Regions from separate parts of the Mus musculus genome. Here region 1 is linked to region 2. Evidence: chromatin loops called from intact Hi-C (ENCODE). Cell type or tissue: left cerebral cortex. All regions are shown on one strand. Each heading gives the region's core, and the rest is flanking DNA. Links, peaks and the distances in the headings are about the cores only.

Evidence for each region. Peaks named below come from ENCODE experiments on the same cell type or tissue, not always from the same donor. Only the 100,000 strongest peaks of a DNase experiment are listed, where the experiment ranks them.
Region 1: a loop joins it to region 2, with 7 times the contacts of the local background. A loop is called at or near these places in 1 of 42 quality-filtered maps.

What each region holds. Positions count from the first base shown.
Region 1 is chr17:34,999,957-35,002,855 of GRCm38, forward strand. D17H6S56E-5 (DNA segment, Chr 17, human D6S56E 5) reads right to left here and starts at 790. Exons shown (of 2, transcript NM_033075.3): 1 at 211-790. The coding sequence starts at 217. It overlaps Vars (valyl-tRNA synthetase), which reads left to right and starts at 951. Exons shown (of 30, transcript NM_011690.3): 1 at 951-1,276; 2 at 1,456-1,874. The coding sequence starts at 1,488. In left cerebral cortex, for the core only: no CTCF peak of the experiment used is centred there; DNase peaks (open chromatin) are centred at 977, 1,044, 1,681 and 2,087; H3K4me3 peaks cover 2,036 bases; H3K27ac peaks cover 1,201 bases.
Region 2 is chr17:34,929,891-34,932,789 of GRCm38, forward strand. It overlaps Slc44a4 (solute carrier family 44, member 4), which reads left to right. Exons shown (of 21, transcript NM_023557.3): 21 at 225-546. The coding sequence ends at 346. It overlaps Neu1 (neuraminidase 1), which reads left to right and starts at 1,363. Exons shown (of 6, transcript NM_010893.3): 1 at 1,363-1,657; 2 at 2,026-2,218; 3 at 2,676-2,899. The coding sequence starts at 1,517. In left cerebral cortex, for the core only: a CTCF peak has its summit at 1,252 (motif pointing right); DNase peaks (open chromatin) are centred at 1,348 and 1,962; H3K4me3 peaks cover 1,497 bases; H3K27ac peaks cover 816 bases.

The DNA of each region.
Region 1 (2,899 bases), core at 128-2,627, 70 kb after region 2:
GGCAGTGAGCGCTCAGCACCTAGAGCCCCTTTCCTGTTTTACCTGGGTTAGATCCGAGGATCTTCCGCGAACTGGCGGTGCACTCCGTTACCAAAAGCCTGACATGGCCTTGAGCACACCCCATCAGTACGCTTTCTAAAAGCATAAGATAAATACAAGCAAGAGACGCGGAACGCACGGTGCATTTACCAACGCCAGGGAATTACCAACCTTTCATTCCCTACAGCAACAGCTCCCAGCAGCCAGGCACTGCTTGTGAAAGACCCCCAAGCTGGGTAGTCAATCACTCTGAGGAGACCCTCCCAAGGATCAGCGAGGCCACGATTCGGATGCAACAGCAAAAGGCTTTATTGGGAACACGGGTACCCGGGCGACTCAGTCTATCGGATGACTGGCGCGCCGAGTGTGGAGTACTTACCCTTCTTATAGGGCTAGGGCTGGGGGGCAAAAAGCGCGGGTACAGAAGCGAGAAGCGAGCTGATTGGTTAGTTTAAATAAGGCTTGGGGTATTTCCCGGTCATTTGGGGAACCTGAAACTGAGGTGGGACTTTCCAGAAACTGTTGCTGGTTTCGCTTTATCTGAGTACCATCTGTTCTTGGCCCTGAGCCGGGGCCCAGGTGCTTGACCACAGATATCCTGTTTGGCCCCTGTCCCGGTATTATTCAGCCTTATTCTTTAACTAAACTTCCTTGTAACTTTTGAGAACTCAGCTCTGGTACTTTATCATGCCTTGCAAAATGGCGTTACTGCAGCTAACTTGCTAAGCCTTATGGTGGGGTCTTTCACTTGGAGCAGCCCGAGATTCTGCAGCTCGCCCTGCAAAAGGCGGAAACCTGGGACCAAGCACGCACTCCAGACACTAGGGCTTTCGTTTTCCCGCGCTCTAGACACGAAGACCCCGGGCTGCCCGCGGCGGCGCCTGACCCGAGGGCCACGGGCTGCCCGCGGCGGCGCCTGACCCAGACCCAGGCTCGTCCCGGCACGCGGGTTCCCGTCTCCGTGCTGCACGAGCCACTCTGGCCCCTGCTTGACCCGTCCGGCAGCGGTGGGCCGCGCACGGACCCTCGGGATCGCGCACGCACAGGCGGGGCCCGGCAGCCCTGCGAGGACCCGAGTCCGGAAACGTGCGCTGTCACAAAGGGGGGGACACGTGGGTGCCGCTGTCCCGGCCGCGTTCTCCCGCAGCGGGAGAGCTGCCTCCGCTGCCCGCCACCTCCACCCCGGCCGCCCTGTGGGGCCGCGGCCGTAGCCGGCCGAGTGTGATCGCCGCCTTCAGTACGTACACGCGGCGCGGCCTCCCCTCTCCAACCCGAGGGGGCGGGCGATCGGGGTCCCGCCTCCTCCTCTAGGCGCTGCTGGCGGCTGCTCGGCCAGGCCTAGGGTCCGGCCGGGCGCCTGCGTACCTTGCAGCACGTGCTCAGGTCCCCTCCTCAATCTGCCGGGTCTCTCCTCAGGTCACTGCACCGCGTTCGGACCCTGCACAGCCATGTCCATCCTCTACGTCTCTCCTCACCCCGACGCCTTCCCCAGCCTCCGAGCCCTCATCGCTGCCCGATACGGGGAAGCTGGTGACGGTCCCGGGTGGGGAGGCCCTCACCCCCGCATCTGCTTGCAGCCTCCCCCGAGCAGCCGGACTCCATTCCCTCCGCCTCGCCTGCCCGCCCTGGAGCAGGGACCTGGCGGCCTGTGGGTGTGGGGGGCCCCGGCTGTAGCTCAGCTGTTGTGGCCTGCAGGCCTGGGGGGACCCGGGGGCAGCCGGGCAGCTGTCCTGGTCCAGCAGTGGGTCAGTTATGCTGACACGGAGCTCATACCCGCTGCCTGCGGGGCGACCCTGCCTGCCCTGGGACTTCGAGGTCCTGGTCAGGATCCCCAGGTGAGAGGGAAGAAAAAGGGAGAAATTCTGACTACACAAACAGGATTGGGAAGAATCCCACGAAAAAAGTCGGTTGTCAGGCGGTCGCATCTCTGCCTGCCACCTGGTGTAGTAACTTTGGGAACACTTTTTCTCGAGCCTTGGTCTTCTATGTCTGAGAATGCAAGATGATGAAATCTCTTCCTTCCTCCGGGGGTGTGATACATGAGCGCCCGGGAGTGGAGCGTGGTTTTGCTGTTTTCACTACGTTTGGAGTGTGTGTGTGTGTGTGTGTGTGTGTGTGTGTGTGTCTTTAAATTAGGTCTCGCTCTAACTGAATGGCTCGGAACGAACGCACTGGTGTGCCAAGCATTCCCAAGTCTGTCTTTGGGTTTCTGTTGCCATGTTTAAAACAACATGACCAAAAGCGCCTTGGGAAAGAAAGGAATTGTTTCAGGTTACAGCTCTCCATCACTGAAGGAAGTCAGACCAGTGACTGGAAGCAGAAACAAAAAGAGGCCGTGCAGGACCGATACTTTCTGGCTCACTTTCCACAGCTTGTTCAGCCTGCTCTTTTATACCGTCCAGGGCTGCTTTGCCAGGGGTGGTATCCCCTACAATGGACTGGCCCTCCACATAATCATTAGTTAAGAAAACGTCCCCACACGCTTACCCACAGGCCAGTCTGGTGGGGACATTTTCCCAATTGAGTTTCCCACTTCGCACGGGCCACTGGCTTAGGTGAGGTTGACAAGGCCCTGGTTGGCAAGTGTGACAGGGATGCAGGATGTGAGCGGTTTTATGTTGAACTGTAGGGAAGACTGGGGAGAGATGACAGTTGCTGGGAGGAGTCAGAGGAGGCTTGAAGTTGAAGGAGAGGCAGGGAGAGGACAGATGACACACCAGATTGTTTCTGTGAGTCCTTCCAGGGTAGACCTGTGTCTGCCTTAACTGAAAGCTCTGCCCCTGCAGGGTAGGGAGTGCATGGTGGCTGCCTAGTGTCACTTCAGTGGGGGAATGAAGGAACAGTGCAGATGGTGACTGGC
Region 2 (2,899 bases), core at 173-2,672:
GTCTTGTTATCACCCTATGACATATACAGTTATTTATCCCACTTTGTGTGAGAAAAACAGGTTATACAGCCTGGTCTACAGCCAGCCAGGGAAGTTGTATCAAACTGCCTGAAGTGGCCCGGACAGGAAACCAGGATGTTTGGTTTATACACCCCAGATTATTTTGGGGTACAGTGGGGTGCCATTATCAGGATCCACCCTGACGGATCTACTTTGCCTCTCAGTCGAGGACCTGGAGAGAAATGATGGTTCCCAGGAGCGGCCTTACTACATGCCCAAGGCACTCCTGAAGATTCTGGGCAAGAAGAATGAGGCACCTACAGGGGGAAAGACCAGGAAGAAGTGAGAGACTCATCGTGACCTGGAAATGCAGCCCTCCTGTACAGAAGCCCTGCCGTCAATGCCTTGAGAATCACGATTTTGTAGAAAACAGATTTTATTAAAGACTAATATTTTATATTCTTGATAAGTTTATGGCTTTATTTTCAGTGAAAACTTGCTTCCTTTTTTTTTTTTTTTAATTAAAATCCAAATTGCTATCACACGATTCAATACCCAGTAAGAAAAACTTGTTCGGTGACTGAGGCCAGGAGACTGGGGTGTAACTCAGCTGGTAGAGTTTGCCTAGCATGGAAGGGTCCCCGGATTCTGTCTATAGCATAAGCAGGGCTGGGACACATGCCTGTAATCGGTACTTGGGAGGTACAGGCAGGAGCACTGGAATTTCCAAGTTATCTGTGTCTGTTTAGAGACAGAATTTTTCTGTGTAGCCCTGGCTATCCTAGAACTCACTCTGTAGACCAGGCTGGCTTAGAACTCAGGAAGGAGGGTGGCTCTTTTTTCATTCATTCGTCGCTTTTTTTTTTTTTTTTTTTTTTTAGCTTTTCAAGACAGGGTTTCTCTGTGTAGCCCAGGCTGGCCTCGAACTCAGAAATTTGCCTGCCTCTACCTCTGCCTCCCAAGTGCTGGGATTAAAGGCGTGCGCCACCACGCCCAGCTGCTTATTATTTTTAACCTAGTGATTCTAATCAGTGTTAGTCATGTGCTTAAGGGCATTGGGGTCATCCACTGGGACGTGGGGTACCATGGGCACACTCCTAAAGAAAAGTGCCTTTCTCTCCCCTAGCAGCCATCAACTGCCAAGATCTCCTCAGCTAGGAGTGGGGCTTCCCAACCCTAGGGACTCATACAAACTAGGAAGGTACTCTACCAACTGAGTCATATGCCATCCCTAACCTGTCTCTTCCACAAGGGGTCAGTGCCTTTCATAGCCGCCGGTTGCTTTAAAACACGCCCCGCCCCTTTCGTCACGTTCTGGCGTTAGAGCCAGTCAAAAGGCTCACACAGACTGGGGCCGCCTCTGGGTCACATGCTGATGGACTAATTGGAGTCGCGGCAGCGCGGGCTGCGGCCCCCAAGGGGAGGGGTCGGAGTGACGTGCGCGCTTTTAAAGGGCCGAGGTCAGCTGACGGCTTGCCACCGGTGACCAGTTCCTGGACAGGGATCGCCGGGAGCTATGGTGGGGGCAGACCCGACCAGACCCCGGGGACCGCTGAGCTATTGGGCGGGCCGTCGGGGTCAGGGGCTCGCAGCGATCTTCCTGCTCCTGGTGTCCGCGGCGGAATCCGAGGCCAGGGCAGAGGATGACTTCAGCCTGGTGAGCCTTGCTGCACCTGCAGAGGTGGCCACTGCCCAGCTCGGCCATCCCTCCGCGTGACACTCCTGCCCCTCCATCCCCTCCCAACACCTTTGCTTCCTTGGGCCCCTGGCTCAACTGTTATGGGGTCCTGCCCCTCATCCCTGAAGGTTCCTTCTCCCCTCGCAGCCTCTCCTTGCTCAGGAGCCTCCAGGTTCGGCCCATACTATCCTCTGGGCTCCCACCTCTTGTTCTAGGACACCCTTCACCCCTACTCAGGCTCCCCATTACCCTCTCTCATGGGAACCCTGGCTGGAGCCAGTACCTATCGGTCTTAGGTACCTTAAACCTCGTGAAGCTTGTCTGCATTGAGGTGTCCTTCTGCGCAGGTGCAGCCGCTGGTGACCATGGAGCAGCTGCTGTGGGTGAGCGGGAAGCAGATCGGCTCTGTAGACACTTTCCGCATCCCGCTCATCACAGCCACCCCTCGGGGCACGCTCCTGGCCTTCGCTGAGGCCAGGAAAAAATCTGCATCCGATGAGGGGGCCAAGTTCATCGCCATGAGGAGGTCCACGGACCAGGGTAACAAAGGCTCCCGGGTGGAAAGAGCGGGTGCTGGGTTGTATGGGTGATCGGGGTAGGGAGTTGGGGGTTCCCTTCATCAATGGAGCAGAGCCGAGCAGACCCCGGGGACCACTGAGCTGCTGGGCTGGTTGGGGTCAGGGGCTCACAGCGATCTTCCTGCTCCTGGCATCCGAGGCCAGGGCAGAGGATGACTTCAGCCCAGAGATAGAACTTTGGGGCTTGAGTCCCTAATGAGTTAGGGAAACCAGAGGATGAATTTTGTCCATAGTTTCTGTAACTAAGAACCAAGGTACTGAAAATGAGAATTATGTCTCAGGGGAATTAGCAGGAAATAATGTCAGAGAAAGAAGAAACATGGTTCTGGTGCCACATTGAGGTCCCCGGGGAGAGGCAGGAAGTAAACAACAACCCGTACAATTTTCTCTCTGCTCTTTTTTTTTTCTTCTTCTTCTAGGTAGCACGTGGTCCTCTACAGCCTTCATCGTAGACGATGGGGAGGCCTCCGATGGCCTGAACCTGGGCGCTGTGGTGAACGATGTAGACACAGGGATAGTGTTCCTTATCTATACCCTCTGTGCTCACAAGGTCAACTGCCAGGTGGCCTCTACCATGTTGGTTTGGAGTAAGGACGACGGCATTTCCTGGAGCCCACCCCGGAATCTCTCTGTGGATATTGGC